Linked DNA regions of Mus musculus: region 1 is linked to region 2. Evidence: chromatin loops called from intact Hi-C (ENCODE). Cell type or tissue: left cerebral cortex. All regions are shown on one strand.

Region 1 (8,000 bases), 370 kb before region 2:
GGGCTTGCAAAATGTGGAGGTAGTGTTCTTGAGACACAGTTGGGACAGGAGGAAGGGTTTTCTTTCCTAAGTTGATGATAAATTACTCGACACCCTGCCCCAACACTAATTCTATTGATGAAGGATCTTCTTTGAGAGCAGCGAGCTCTCGAGCTTAATTAACCTTATGTAAATGAGCGTAATTGCATCTCAGTGGCTGTTGTCCGGAAGCACCTGGGGATCCCTTCCCTCAGACGTTTCCAGCACCTAGATGAACTATCCTTTCACGTGGATATTCCACGTGGGCACCGTGTACCGTTGGAGGAAAAATAAGATATGACCTTAGTTGTGGAGGTACTTGTGGTCCCCTGGGAGGCCGACTCATACAGCCAAAGATAACAAGAAAGTAAGTGTCCTCCTAGACTCAGGAACCTGAAGCCCTGTAGAACTCAGAAGTTAGCTGTGCCAGGGACGTGAGGAACCCATTGGCAGAGGAGACAGAGGTGAGAAGCAATTTACTGGTGTCTCAAGGGCATAAAACATCTCTCTACTTAGTCTCTTAGGAAAGGTTTGTCGCAGTGGTGGAGAGCGACAATCTGTCCCACGCAGCTCCCAAAAGGGATGGAGTTCCTCTAGAGAAAGGACGTGGACGGGCATGTTTACATAGCTCCCCAGCTCCGGACCTGTATTCCAGAGGCAGAGTCTTGTAGGGAACGCAGGGAAACAGAGTTGCCAAAGCAAACACCCGGAGAAATCCGGTGTCCACAATCCCCCTTAATCCCGCAAGCACACTTTTCTCTGCTAGAGCGAAGGTGTCTGAGCCGCTTGCGATGGCTGTAATGCCTAAAGTTCGTCGCAAGGTGGCAACATTGTGGCGAGAAATAGACATTAAAAATCCTGGGTTTTTTTTTAAAGCATATTTTCTCTATTAATGTTTCATTTAACTTAATTAGAATCTGGTAAGCTAATTAAAGTAGCTACGAGCCCCGCAATCAGCAATAATTCGTATAATTATTGATAATTACATCCATACCAATCGTTTGGTTATTAACATTTTGGGGGGGAACAAGCCATTTCTAAGTGATGCAGAGCCCAGGAGGGTTTCTGTGTTTTGTAGTTTGTTTTATTTTTTTGCGCGATGGAACTTTCTAGGTCGAATCCACCAACACCTCCAACCCTGAGAGGCTCCCTACCATCTGAGGCTCTCCTTCTGGCTAGCCCAAGGTCCCTGTATACTTTTTTCCACTTTGGGGGAGTTTGGAGGGAAAACGCGAGAATTCAATATTCTCCAGACTCCTTAGTTGGTGTGTAGCCACGGACCTTCGGGCTTAGGTGGCAACTGTCCTGCCCATTTTACAGAAAAGGGTTGTGCATTTAGATGCATTGAGACCACAGAATACTCGAATGCAATCTGCAAGTGTCCTCTCCTGCAGGGGTGCCCTGGGAACACAAGTCACTTCCTAAGTGGGTCTCACTTTCGCGGTGGGTGCAGCCCAGAAGTGAGCAGAGTAACCATGCCCTTTTTACCTCACCCCTACATAAATGATTCCAAGGCCTTGGGGATCCCAGAAAGAGAATAGCAAGAGGGAGCCCTACAGTTTGCCTGGTTGACCCCACCACCCTTACTTCCACACCAGTCTTGTTCTCTCAGTATCCGAGGCTTGAAGGGTCTCAGCCACAGCCCAGGGACTGAGTAGTCTTGGGTTTCACCCGTGCAAGGGGCTCAGCATCTGCTTCTCTTCGCCATCACCCAGACTGTGTCCCAGCTTGCCTGCATCACAAAAGGCCTCCAGTGAAACTCCCCGCCTGAAACTCCAGAGAACTGCAGGACCCGACTTCGACTTCGCTTCCAAGGTCCCCTAGAGAGTGCTTGGGGAGAGCCTGCGGTGCTAGGCTGAGAGCCTGTTCTTGGAGGCGATGGTCCAGGCAGCGGCCTGCAGATGGGCTTTCTTCTTGGAGTGTTTCCCTGAGCCTCAGGGCAGAGACAGTCGAACGACATTTAATGGAGATTGGGAAGTGAGGACCTGGAAAAAATAAAGGGCACATCGCAGGACCTTTGCTAGCCAGAGGAGGACATGAAAGCCAGTCTGGGCTGAAAAATTCGTAAGAGAAAGAGCTTTTTCAGTTCCGTCCTCCACACTACTCAGGAAAGAATGGGTTTCCTGCAGTTTCCTTGCAGAAACTGAGGCTGGTGGCCTCTAGGTGAGGATTTGCATTTCCGGGCCACAGCCCGGGGAGAGTCCTGGCCCTTGCATCTGCAGCCAGCAGACCTCACATTCCTCATGGGGTTTGGTTTCTCCAGCTCCAAAAATGCCCTGGGACTAGGAGGGGGAGATTATTATAATGAGGACAGAGCTTCCTCCTTCGGGGTAGAGACAGGCTTCTTGAGGATGCACCACAGGGCATCTGTCTGGGCGGGACGGCAAACTCTCAGCATCTTTTCTAGATCAGTTTCGCCAAGCTCCTTTCTAGCCCTTCACTCCTCACTTCTACCAGGCCAGTGTTCCTGGTCTATGATGCCCGCTTCAGCAAGCAGAGCAATTATGATCGAATTCTGGATTCCTAACAGCTTGGAGAGGCTTCTCTTGCTGAGTGCACCCCAAATCCCTGCAGGTGACTTCACACATAGGAAATGTAAGGGGTAAAAATTAACTTTCCGGCTGTACAAGCAAATCGCAGGAAGGAAGGGACCACTGTCCAGGGGACAAGGCAGTAATCCCCCTCCCCGGGTAAAGCCGGGGGGGGGGGGGAGATGCAGCCCTGATGCGGGGGAGGAGATTGAGTGAGTTTTAGGTGGATCTGTAGAGTGGTCCTGGAGCGCTATGAGGTCTCCTGAGAGAGCACCACCGCTCTAACCTTGACCACTGGTCCTCACTTGCATCCGGAAGCCCCATCTTTGAGTGGCAGCGTCTTCCACCTTCCCACCCTCTTCCTCCTCCACCTACTGGATGCACTCTCAACTCCGCAGCCCCAAGGAGTAACAGATTTTTTTTTCTTTTTATTAAAAACAAAAGTCACGGATACAGGTCTCCCCAAATAGGCTCAAGATGGTCGCCATCTCGTGAGTCAGTTGTCGCCCTTTTAAAGTGCTGTTACATTACACAACAACAACAACATCAACAACAACAAAATCACAAAGCAAATCCAAAGAGGAATGAATGTAAAACGAGGACTGGAAAGGGTCCCAGGGGAAGTAAAATAACTTACAGTATAAATAAAGTGAACCTAATACTGAACCAAGAGACTCACAGTCCAGTTTGTCTCCATTGCACATAGCCACGTTGTCGTTAGGAACAAGAGTTTCAGAAGTGGACAGGACGGGGAGTGCACGGCCATAGCCAGCGAAGATGCTACGTTATATTCACATTCGGGGTCCCAGGCCCTACTCGGGCCCGAGTGGGAGGGGTCGTAGAAGAGGTCTCCCCTCTTCCCTTTCTTTCCCCGGTGGGTCCAGTTTACCCCTTGAGGTCTGATGCCCTGGAGTTCAAAGGAGGGGCGAGGCAGTATTTACAATGGGAAACCCAACGGAGCCCGGCTGGGGACCGGCGGGCGGGCGGCTGTATTTACAACGGTCAGGTCCTAATGGCTTGTTCCTCGCTCTGGGCCGCCACTGCAGCGGGTATTTACAGAAAGGAGCAGCATGGCTTGAGGGCGCGTGGGCGCGGCCAAGCCGGCGCTAGGGCAGCAGCGGAGGCTTGAAGGAGCAGTTGCCGGTGCAGTGCCGGGGTGTCAGCATCTTGCAGGAGAAGTGGTGCAGGGCGTCGTGAGCTTCTGGAGAGAGAGTCACACCAACCTCGTTGGCCGCCTCGCCTGCCTCCCTGCCCCCCACCCAGCTCCACCAGTCTCCCCTCCCCCTCGCTGGACCCATCCAGCCCTTGGGCACAGGAATTCTCAATGGAGCAGAAGGGAGGTAGAGGGGCAAGAGTGAGGCTCTGGCCAGTCAGAACTATTTCTTAGGTCCATTAGCCCCATTTTACAGACGGGGAAACCGAGGCACAAAGAGGTCTAATTGTCCCAGTCTAGGGTTAGGCCAGAAAGCAAATTTTCGGATGCTCAGAGCTCAATGGGCTTTTTCGTCCTACATCAAAGTTATAAAATTTCACCCCAGTTCCCTTCTGATCCACGTGGACCCAGGCCGCCTTTCTTTCAAACATCTCCATAACTACACCCACCTACACACCCACCCACCATTCACCATCCATTCACCCACCCACCCAATAGTACAACCAGCCTTGACTCTCTCTCAGTCTGTCTGTCTGTCTGTCTGTCTGTCTGTCTCTTATCTTTGTTTCTGGGTTCACACCTTTTAATTTCTGCTGGATGGCATAGCGGGCCTTCCTCTCCTGGTCCAGTTCGTTACACAAGGTATCTGGAAGACATGGAAGTTCTGTGAGACCACCCTCTAGGCAGATGGCTGAGGTCACAGCCTGGGCACAACCTCTCCCCTACAGAAACCACCCCAGAAACTAAGGAGGGGACACCTACACTTCAAACTGCAGGCTGGGAAGCTGGGGGAGGAAATGGCCTGGGATGGCGCTTAAAGGCAGACGGATCTAACCAAAATTAAAGCAAACTTAGGCATTACTTCCCAGGTAATTTTACGCCTCGATTTTTAATTTAGAAACCGTGGAAATTGCAGCGCTAAGAAGTTCAATCACTCCACGTAATGATGCCTGCAAGCCGTTTGCTGGGCTCGCTTGCCATTCTGAGGCTAATCAGACTATACAAAGGATATTAAATAAAAAAAATAATTGTTAAATTACCTTCAATTTAAATCCAAATGACTGAGCCAACATTGCGGCTCCTGCCAGACAGAGGCAGTTACGGCCGTGCGCGCGCTCACCTGACTCGCGTCTTACCTCTGACAATTTGCAGCTGTTGCACCATTTCTTCCCGATAAGCCAATTCCCTCTTCATTTGATCCTGAAAATTATCTGTGCAAATTGATTAAGTGAGAGCTGTTAAGCACAGCCTCCTCTCCCGGCTCCACTTCCCGCTCCCTCCCATCCTCACCCCTGCTCCCACCCCCATCCAGTCCTTCACCTAGCTGGAAACGCTGGGCCCTGGAGTTCTTCTCTCCCCTGGGGCAAGCGGTGGCTGCTGCCCGCACCCAGTTCCTGGGGCAGGTTTGGGAAGCTGTTGAGGGGCGGGGAAGGAAGTACCTTTGAGACTCTGGAATTCCCGCTCCAGCTTCTTCCGAAGCTCCATTTGCTCCAGAAGCAATTTCTGCAATTCTTCTGTGAAGGGTTGGGAGAGAGGTAAAGTATGAGACTGATGCAATCCAGGGTACCCACTGGGGCCAAGGGTCTGTCCTGGCCAACAGTCCTGACACCTGAGTCGAGGCGTCCCAAGCTCTGGCTTTTCTTTCTCATTTGAGCTCCAAGCTTTGGATGGACGATGGGGGCTTGGGAGAGGTGCCAGGGTGTTCACATTCAAGAAGGTGCAAACTATTTTACATGTCTGAACCCCTGGCTCCCGGGAATAACTGGGGCCCCAACATTTGTTTTTAAGTTTCTAGTAACTGCTCAACCTTAGAGGATGGCCCCACAACCACCATTCCCTATTTCAAGGGAGACTTCTAATCTCTGCTCTAAAGGCAATTCAGGGAGAATCTGATAAAACCATGAACAGCCTTGCCAGAAAAAAAAGAAAGAAAGAAAGAAAGAAAGAAAGAAAGAAAGAAAGAAAGAAAGAGGGAGGGAGGGAGGGAGGAAGGAAGGAAGGAAGTAAAGAGACACACACAGAAAGTTTGTCTACAATTTCAAGAAGTACTGAGGCTCTCAAGCACAATGGTCTTGAAGTTGTGACATCAATCTGAGGCTAGGAAGAGTGGAAGATCACTGCTCCTACCCCCCCCCTTGCCACCCTGGTGCGGGGGTGGGGGGTGGGGGCTCAGTTCAATGCCGCCAGAAACCTGTTCTGGGGGGAGTGCAAGGACAAGCTGCCCCAGCAGGAGCTCAGTAGTATCTAGGTCCTTCCATGAAAAGGCTCCTTGGCAACACAGGAATGTAAGATGCTGAGCCAGAGAGGGGTTCAAAACCCCTGTCCCCTTAAGCTACCCCCCCTCAATCTCCCAAAGACTAAGCAGCAACAGGAGAGGGTGTCCTAGTCTGCAAGTGAGCTCCAACCTTACTACATTATTATGTGAACAGTTCAGTCCCAGAGAGAAAGGTAGCCTTTCATGCATTCTGCAATAAGTGCCTGTCTGCCATCTTGTTCTTCAGGAAAAGCTCCATTTTCCCTGGGTTTTGAGAGACCCACATTGCCCACTGGTTACAAGTCCCAGAATCAAGACCAATTCTTTCTCACCGGGTCCTTCAAGACAGACTCAGGTCTTGGGAACCCAAACTTCCAATAAACTTACTGGGTGCTCTCACCTGCACCCCTGTGCCAGGTGTCCAAAGGGTGATTTTTACCCCCTCTGGGTGAAGTGAGTCACTAGAGACTACAGCCCCTCTCCTCTTAAGAGTCCCTCTATCTCAAGTACCTCATGGCTCCATTTCTCGCATTTAACCTCACCTCTGGCCAGGTTCTCGATATCTTTCTCCACCAGTTGAGTTCCTGTGACATCCAAAGTGAGCCCATCCTCACCTACGACACAAGGGCAGGTAAGAGGGGGATTCTGTCCTCGGGAAAGCCTTCAGAGGGGAGGGGGAGGGGAGCTCCTGGGAATCCCGCCAAAGGAAGGACTTACGCCAGACGCGTGGCTTTCCCACCTCCCCACCTTCCAAGACAGTAATTTTGGGAGAAGGCAAGTGAGTTCAGGAGGCTGAACCCTGGCAGGAGGCGCCCTTCGATCTATTCTAGGTGAATGAGGTGGTTCTCCCCTTTCCTTTTAGTACCCACCTCCTGTACTCAGAAGACCCTCAATGCCAACAGAGAGGAAACAAGTCCGGAAACCCGGCCTGCCCCTCCCCCACAACGTTAACTATCTGCTCAGTGGCATCGTTTGTTCGTGATTAAAACCTTCCTCCAAGCCTGTGGTGACCCGGATGCGCTGGATCCTCAGCTCAAGGCTACCGGTGAGAGCCAGGACTGCCGGGGCTCACCTCGATCTGTATTTGCAGGGCTTGGCTGGGAGACACTCCTTTGGTCTGAAAAGGATTTTCTGGTTTCCAAGTCGTCGGCTGTCGTCGAGTGATTGTCTTCCTTATCCGGCTCTAAAAGGCAGACCGAGTTTCAAGGAGAGGCAAAGAAACCGTGACCCGGATACTGCAGAGCGGCCTCGGTTGGGGCGCCCAAGCCCTAATTAAAAACGTCGTGGCCGCCTCTGGTTCCCGGCTGTGCGCCCAGGCGCGCGCCCTGAGGCTTTGGGCCGGGTACCCCCTCCCCTGCACAAGGTCTGCTCCGTTCCGGGCTACACGTCCCCGCCCCAGCCCCTGGCCCCCAGGAAAAGATCAAGACAAGCAGCTGAGCCCACCAGGGACAAGCGACCTACATTGCGTGCGCAGATACTGGGGCACCGGGAGAGCGCGTGGCCGCCGGGTTTGTCCGCGCCACTCCAGCAGAGATCGTAACCCAAGTGACAACCTTCCGGGCATTGGTGTTGTAGGACACTGTCCCGCACCCGGCTGCACAGGCCGGCTTAGATTTCTGTTGCCCACCCCTCACCTCCGCTCTTTCCCAGCTAACAACAGGATCCCAAATGCAAATGCAGGGGTGATTCTTGATTGGGGCCGCAGCCTTTTGGGATACCCTAGAGCGCAGCCACTAGCCCTCACCCTGTGCCCGGATCAGGCCCGGCCACCCCCTTAAGGCCACCAGCCTAAGGCTAAGCACGTTTCTGGATAAATGAAATGGTGTAAAAGAGATGTCAGGCAGGCGTAGGTTTTTGGAAAGGTTTAAATCTCCGATGAGGTGTACTGGAGATTGTGCGTGTGTGAGTGAAAGGGGATGGGTTGGGATTATTTTTAAGTAGCCAAACCCTGAGATTTGGAGTTTACACTTAGTTTTCTTTTTCTTCTATTGTTTTTCTTCCCCTTTCTCTATCACCCCTTTTCTCTCCGTCTCTTTCCGCCCCT
Region 2 (8,000 bases):
CTGAGACAGGGTTTCATGTAGTCCAGGCTGCCCTTTAACTCACTATGCAGTGGAATCTGGGTTAGAACTCCTGACCCTCCTGCCTCCACTCCCTAAGTGCTGATATTATGGGTTATACTCCCAGGCTAGGCTTCTGCAGTGCTGGAGGTCAAAGCCAAGGCTTTATGCATGCTAGGCAAGCACTCTCCCAACTGAGTTCCCATCAGCCCTCACCAGGCCCCTGAAATTCAAGGTTTATATTCTGCATGTTCCCCAAGCCACAGGACAATGTAGACTACACAGGAATTACTCAATAAGCCCTCATGGGTAGCTGGGGATTTAGAAGAACACAGAGATTTAGATGGTTGGATGTTTTGCTCACTTGGTGAGATAGACGGCACGCAGGAAGAGCCTCTCCCTGTGAAGACAAAGCGTCTCTTAACCTGCCCGGGAAAGGCTGCTGTGGAGGTGCTCCATATGTGTGAATATTTAAGGGGCTACCATTTTATTTTGAAACCAGATTGCCGTATAAACATCAAGATAAAGTAGCTGGACAGACAGTAATTAAATAACTTGTATCCAATCGCTGACTGATCATGTGATTTATTGCTAGCCTTGTGTTTTGGAGAAGAAAGTAAGTGTTTTACCAAACTAGTGGGCCTAAAAGGCAAATGTGTGTTCTTATTATTGCTTTGATTTTTGTGTTTTGTTTTTAAAGAAAAACATAAAATAATAGGATATAAACAGCAAAAATAGCTATAGTAACAGAAGAAGAATTTTGCTTGGAAAGAAATCTCTAGGCTTCAAATAATAAGAAACCAAATGAGAATTGCACTTCTCTTGTTCATTTATGCCAAAGCAATATACATCACTAACTGTAATATACAGGGTAAGTGTGATTTCACTAGGAATCTACAAATTCAATTCACTATTAACTATAGAAAGGATCAGTTATGAAGATGAACGTTTCTTTGGTTGGCAGTCAAAATCAGTTCCTCTGTTACTCATCCAGAAATTGAAAGGTACTAGCTAAAGGGCCTCTACCAGACAATCCTGATGTCACAGACAACATCCAGTGGCAAGGTTTAGCAGTGTGATCAGATAGTCTCTGCTTCCCTCCTGAATAAGCAGGAAGACCACTGCCCTTTACTAGTAATTAACAGAATAAAAGAAGTGGGGTTTTTCCCCAAATCATTTTTCATTTCCTTTTCCTATTTTTATTTCACAAGAAAGCACTGTTACCGTCGGTGGTCCCCTCTGCACTGCCCTGCTCTTGAAGAGACTGTGTGGTCATACTGCTGTGTCAGAGTGATAATGTACCAGAAAATGGCACAATCTCTCAGAACTGTCTATCTTTGAAGGGACAGACAGAACTACGGGATTACTCAAAAACTGTAGCTTAATACTTTTTTCTTCTATAATAAGGAACTTCTATAAAAATACTCCTTTGTGGTGGTTTGTACTATATATAGAAGGGTATATAAAAAGCGGAGGAAAAAATTAATTCAAATAAATCAGAGCAAAGTCTGCCCTCTGCTGCACCTCAGTGGTTCTAGCCAGCCAGGCTTTTAGTTGGAATAGCTCAGCGCTAACAAATCAATCTCACATCACTAAAGGGCTTGCTGTTGTGTAATGCAGAAACACAGCATCGGTGCCTAGATAACATATTAAAGCAATTAGACTATTATTATTTTAGGACACTGTAAATTTCTAGTACTGATGTATTTTTGTTACCAAATGGCATTTATAAAATAATAATGATATTGAAATATCTATGAATCATGTAAAGTATGCCATTCCAGGGAGCCAGCTAAGTTTGCCGTTGATAATATAAAATTCTTCCTTAAGGTATCGCTTAAATAAGGGACAAAGCGATTATATTTTAACAAAGAAGTTCTTCTAAACTTCTAAAAATCTAATTTTTATTTAACCTTTAATTTTGAGCCAGTTCCTCACAAACTGACTTGATTTATTGCATATGCTTATAATCTTTTTTTTTTTTTTAAGCCTTGGCATCTGTGTATTTCTCTCTCCTGGACTCAGGTCTGAGCTGGGAGCTGACTAAAGAGCTCCTCCAGCACTGGACTCTGCAGAGACATCTCCATCTATCCCAGGCTCGCATCTCTAGGAATCCCTTCTACAGGCACAGGCTTTCTCACAGTCACCTTTGCTCCCTCCCACTCTCACAGTGGAGACAACGCTCTTCGCTTGGGCACCACTTTTACTCTGCCCAGAAGACACAATAGACATTTTTGACACATATAAGAGAATTTTGACTCCATTCACTGCAAGAACTCAATAACACAAATTATTTGAGTCTATTGGAGAGAAACTGTTATTCAAAAAAGAATTTAGAAAACTATTTGAGTGATTGTTTGAACATTTTAAAATTCAAGTTGATTTCACTGTAAATATGTTACTTAAAATAATCAGAAAATAATTAGAGTGTTAAGTTCTTTCCTTGTAGAGGGTGGAAATAAGAAATAATGAATACTTTACCAATATCTGCTTTAAGGTTGTGACAGTCATTGATGTAAAACTATTTACTGTACCTATGATGTCGCACAGCCTCCCCAACTGCATGTTCTGTTCTACGTCCAAATCAAAAATGTGTTTTCTCACATACTGGGAGTACCCTAAAAGGCAAACAAAGTGTCAAAACAGAGACAGCATACTGATGTAGAAGAGTGGCAGATGGGAATTTCAGAATGGCACAGTCTGCATTTTTTTTAGGTCAAAATGTATTCCCTCTGCAGCATCTTACAGAAACAATAAACTCCTAAGATTTCAGTCTGTACTTTGCACACAGCCAGGGTGGAAGACAAGCTATGTAGCAAGCTCTGCAATAGAGGCTCTTGTTTTTTTCAATACCAACAAAGCTCTTGATAACCAAAATTACAAATTCGTGGAGAAAATATCTGACATTTAATGTGAGTGGTCACGACATCTAAGAACATTAGGCTCGGGCTGAAGGAATTGCTTTGGCTTTAAAATCATGTGGTGCTTTGAAGCTGGATCACAGAACCATGCTACACGGGGCTCAGTTAAACCCTTTGCTGTCAGAAACATCTATTCAAGGAACTCACAGATTCAAGAAGCTGTCGGTCAAGGCATTTACTTTGCTAGTACTAAGAAAGTCTCATGGTTCCTTTGTTTTTACTGGAGATGGAACAGAGGGAAAACACACATGTCCCCACTGTCCAGAAATCCTCATGAAAGAGCAGCAGCTCCTGCTCACATCATCACAAGTGAGTCTGACCCTGAGCCACGCACCCTCACAAGCAGGAAGAGGTGCTGCGAGGAACTGAAGGTAGAATTCTCTTAAAAACTAAAACCACTTCTCATGTTTTGAGAGATGCTTCCATGCCTCCTTGTGGTTACTGAGCCCAAACACAAGTCTGTGGTGAAACTGCTGCCGAGAAAGGGGTTTTACAGACACATGCAGGAGATGAGACATATTGCTTTTCAGCATAAGGAAAACTATAGCAATTCATGCAAGGGGGCTTCGGACCAAATAAACTCTGATAATTGCGTCTTTGCTTTGATGTCAGTGTTTAAACACCAGACAACATCAGAAAAGCAAATGAGTTAATAATTCATCTGAAAGTCTCTCTGTGTTATGTACATGAACTTAACAATTAAAGAGACAGAGGACCAAGGAATGGTTTGGGTCCTTTTAGAAAATGACTATTAATTTCTGAAGTAATTAATAATTTAGGGAGCCACTCCACATGTGCAAGTGAACGGAAGTAGGTAGGCTTTCAATGTTGTTCTTAGGCCTGGCTGTGACATTGTAACTCTTAGGGTTTTGTATGTCTACATTTATTCTATTCAGGTAAATGTCCTAGAAGACATATTAACAAATAACATATATTGAAGCGATAAATAGATAAGGAAAATGCTTGAGGAATAGAGTGTGATGTAAAACCACTCCTGAGACCATTTGTGCCTACGTCTTCTTTCTAAAGTAAAGATAAAAGGAATCGTGAGATTTCTCATTCAGATGATGTCCAATTTAAAATGTAAAAGGCCTTTGATCACTTTGTAGTCGCAATGTGCAGCACAGGAGAAAGTCTGTGCTTCATTCATGTGCTTGAGGCCAGCCATCCAACAAATTACTGGTACCTCTTTACCGCTGATCAAGGATGTAAACACATACACAAAGCTATAAGAACTGGCTACTTAGCCCTATTCAAAAACCCATTTTCTGTTAGCACTCTCAGAAAATTGTTATAGAGAATCATGTGAAATAACAGATATGAAAACACTTTGAAATTTTCATAGTATGAAAGATAATATGAAAGATAAGTTATTTTAACGTTATGAGGTATGTGCACTTCCAAGGGACAGGACACATTCTGTGATAAGCAACATGGGCATCCCATGACATGCAATGTATAGACCGCCAATAAAGCAAAAGTAGGCAGGCATTTTTAGATTTTTATTGACATGTACATGTGTGAGTGGGTATGTGAGTGTGTGTACATGCATGTGTGTATGTATGCTATATATGTGCAAGTGCCCAGAGAGGCCAGGAGAGAGCATCGGATTCCTTGGAGCTGGAGTTGCAGGCAGTTGTAAGCTGCCCGATGTGGTTGCTAGGACGTGAGTTTGAGTCCTCTGGAAGAGCAGCAAGTGTGCTTAATGACTGAGCCTTCCCCCAGCCCTAGGGAATCACGTTTGGCTTTTGTTTTGTTTTAAAGTCAAGTTTATTTTTATGCAGTGCACATCCACAAGGTACATTTGTTGATGATAGGTGAAAGCTCTTACAATGCTGGTAGCATAGATTAAATACTATGGTGAGAACAACCAGGCAAGCATCAGCAAGAACCACAACTGTGGCTTTGGGGTATTGAGCACTGTGTCTGTGTTACTGAGAAATCATACTTTAAAATATAACTACACTCCAAGGAATAAAGGAGGGAGACCCTAGCTAAGACTCCTAACAATGGGGGATACGGAACCTGAACCAGCAATCTCCTGTAACCAGGCAAGACTACCAATGGAGGGATTGGGACAACTCGGCCACAAACCCTTTGACCCAAAATATGTCCTGCCTACAAGATGTGCAGGGATAAAGATGGAGCAGAAATTGAGGGAATGGCCAACCAATGACTGGCCCAGCTTGAGACCCATGCCAGGAGCAGGAGCCCGCCTCTGACACTGTTAATGATACTCTGCTGTACTTGCAGACAGAAACCTAGCATAATTCTTATCTGAGAGGCTTCACCCAGCAACTGATGGAAACAGATGGAGAGACTCGCAGCCAAACATTAGGGGCATCTTAGGGACTCCTGTGGAAGAGTAGGGAGGAAGGATTGAAGGAGCTAGAGGGGCCATGGACACCACAAGAAAACCTACAGAATCAATTAACCTGGGCCCCTAGTGGCTCACAAAGACTGAACGGTCAACCAGAGAGCATACATAGGAGGGCCCTAGGTTCTCTGCACATGTGTAACAGTTATGCAGCTTGGTCTTTACATGTGACCTTAACAGCAGCAGGACAGGAGCTGCCTTTGGATCCCTTTCCCCTGAACTGGGCTGCCATGTCTAGCCTCAATAGGAGAAGATACATCTAGTCTTACTGACATGACATGTCAAGGTGGGTGGATATCCATGGGAGCCCTCCCCTCTTCTGAAGAGAAAGGGAAGTAAGGTGGGTTACGGGGAGGGGAGGAGAGAGGGAGGGATTGGGAGGAGGGAACGCTTTCATCGGGATATAAGATAAATAAATAAATTGATAATAGAAAAGAATATAACTACAAAAGTATAGTTAGATCAGAGGTCAGACTAGGAACACTGAAAAAGCCATCAGCCTCAACCTTATCCTGTTATAGAGGAGGAAGTCGGGGATCAGGGCTTTTCCCAAAGTCACCTACATCTATAAATTCTTATACATTCCAACTACTTTATATTTCACTCATATGACCAATTTAAATACATAACATACAAGAGAAGCCTCTTCAAATGGTAGCATAAAATTATAGAAGAGAAAACAGCTCTTTAATAATTTTCCATCTTAATTTTCTGTTTTTGTGGCAGGCCGACATCTCAATGCTAGAACCTGTGTATATGCTCGGCTACCTGCAAAAAGGGAAATATGGTTGCTAACCATTGACCTCAAAATAAAAAGACTTCTGCCTTTTCTAGGTACACCTTTTACAAGAATCCTTAGGAGTGGGGGAGGCAGTCAGGAGAGTAGCAGGCAAGGAGTGAGACATCCAAGGGAGGCACAGGGAGCTGTCGGCCTTGAGGATGGTGAGAGAGCACCAAGAACCTTTACGAATTCTTCCGTGAATAATGTCTACAAGTTTGAAAAAAAAAAAAAACCCTATCTTCCCATCAGGCCTCCAACAAAAACCACAGTTCTACTGGAATTTTTATTTTAGTCCCCTGTAGACTTCTGAGCCACAGAATTGCAATATACTATCTTGTATTTAAAAAATAAAACATTACATACGTGTGTGTGTGTGTGTGTGTGAGAGAGAGAGAGAGAGAGAGAGAGAGAGGGAGAGAGAGAGAATGAATGAATGAATGAATGGATGGATGAATGAATGAATGTCTGAAGAAGCGGGTTTCTGACCCTGGGAGCTGGAGTTGCAGGTGGGTGTGAGTTGCTTAGCAGGTATGCTGGGAACTGAACTGTTCTGTAGCAGCAGGAAACACTTCTGTGGAACCATCTCTCCAGTTTCTATTTGTACTGGTTTTCTTTGTTGGTTTGTTTTTGTTTATTTTTTGAGATAGGATTTCTCTGTGTAAAAGAGCCCTGGCTGTCTGGAACTCTATTTGTAGATCAGGCTGGCCTTGAACTCACAGAGCTCCACCTGGCTCTTCCTCCTGGGTGCTGGGATTAAAGCCATGTGCCACCATGCCCAGCCTATTTGCACTGTTTTAAGACACCAAGTCTGTAGTACAGTCTATCTTCCCTTGCTTCCACTAAGATCTATCCATCTTTCTCAGACATCCTCCCTCCGGGCCAGGATGCCCAGCACAGGCTATGAAATAAGTGTTCCCTTCATTAATATTCATTTCCTAACCTCAGCTGAGCCAAACTAAAATCTCAAAACAAACCTTCATATAAATGTGGGATCATTATTATTTCTATAAGCACAAAACTATCAGAGCTATCTGAACACAGCCCCTCTTTATGTCGCTGGTAGGCCCTTGTATCTGAAAACTCCTTCCTTTTCTTTCTTCCTTTTTCTCCTTCCTCCTTCCTTCCTTTTCTCTTTCTTTGTATATGGTATATGTATGCATGCAACATGTGTGCCTGTGTGGTGGGCATAGGCTAGAGGTTGGCATTGGGTGTCTTCCTCTTTTGCTGTCCACGTTATAAGACAGGATCTCACTGAACGAGTGAACATGAGTGACCACAGTGTGCCCGAGGATCTTACTCAGACTCAGTCATGCGCATCCCCAGCTCCTTGGCTTGTGCACACTCTTCATTCACAGCCTTTCACTCTACAATTGTGCTTACTAATCTAGAGAATTTATGGCAAATTGAAAGAATGGCAAGAGGGATTTGTAGAATGTTCTGGGTCTGTATAGAAAAGCCCAGAAGTGGCAGAAAGGGGCCTTCAGTCTTCCTGGTTTCCTTTCTTGTGGCTATTCTTATCACCTGCAAACTATTCTCAGGTATTTTGGTTTTGTTTTTTATTTGTTTATTTGTTTTGTTGTTGTTATTTTTAAACAAGGTCTTACTATATAGCCCTGGTTAGCTTAGAGCTTTCTGTGCAGACTTGGGTATCCTTGAACTCACAGAGATCTGCCTGCCTCTGCCTCCTGAGAGCAAGGCTAAGAGGTGTGTCCCATTGTAGTCAGTTGTTTCCAGTTTTATAGAATGTTCCATCTTGTCCCACATGAGCGTCCCCACTTCACATGAAAGAAGGACACTAGTAAGCTGTCTCTCACGTTACTCCACTAGTCTAGTCTTTACTAAATCTGTGGTGCTCAGTGTTGGTTCCTGGCAATGGTTTCCCTGCCCCCACCCTGCCTTCTCCAGTGCTACACTTCCACAGACA

Evidence for each region. A loop is a pair of places that touch in the nucleus more often than their neighbours do. Peaks named below come from ENCODE experiments on the same cell type or tissue, not always from the same donor. Only the 100,000 strongest peaks of a DNase experiment are listed, where the experiment ranks them.
Region 1: a loop joins it to region 2, with 10 times the contacts of the local background. A loop is called at or near these places in 4 of 42 quality-filtered maps.

The regions. Positions count from the first base shown.
Region 1 is chr9:63,135,216-63,143,215 of GRCm38, forward strand. Skor1 (SKI family transcriptional corepressor 1) reads right to left here. Exons shown (of 9, transcript NM_172446.3): 4 at 7,029-7,139; 5 at 6,499-6,570; 6 at 5,142-5,216; 7 at 4,839-4,913; 8 at 4,283-4,348; 9 at 2,949-3,750. The coding sequence ends at 3,656. Among named protein-coding and RNA genes, the nearest start is that of Gm25064, 5.9 kb to the left of the region's middle. In left cerebral cortex, a CTCF peak has its summit at 829; DNase peaks (open chromatin) are centred at 823, 3,327 and 3,491; H3K4me3 peaks cover 579 bases.
Region 2 is chr9:63,509,706-63,517,705 of GRCm38, forward strand. It overlaps Iqch (IQ motif containing H), which reads right to left. Exons shown (of 22, transcript NM_001311098.1): 12 at 2,532-2,615. The region is part of intron 3 of Gm16759 (a long non-coding RNA gene); the gene reads left to right. Among named protein-coding and RNA genes, the nearest start is that of Gm39358, 52 kb to the right of the region's middle. In left cerebral cortex, CTCF peaks have their summits at 1,529 (motif pointing left) and 3,389 (motif pointing left); no DNase peak of the experiment used is centred here.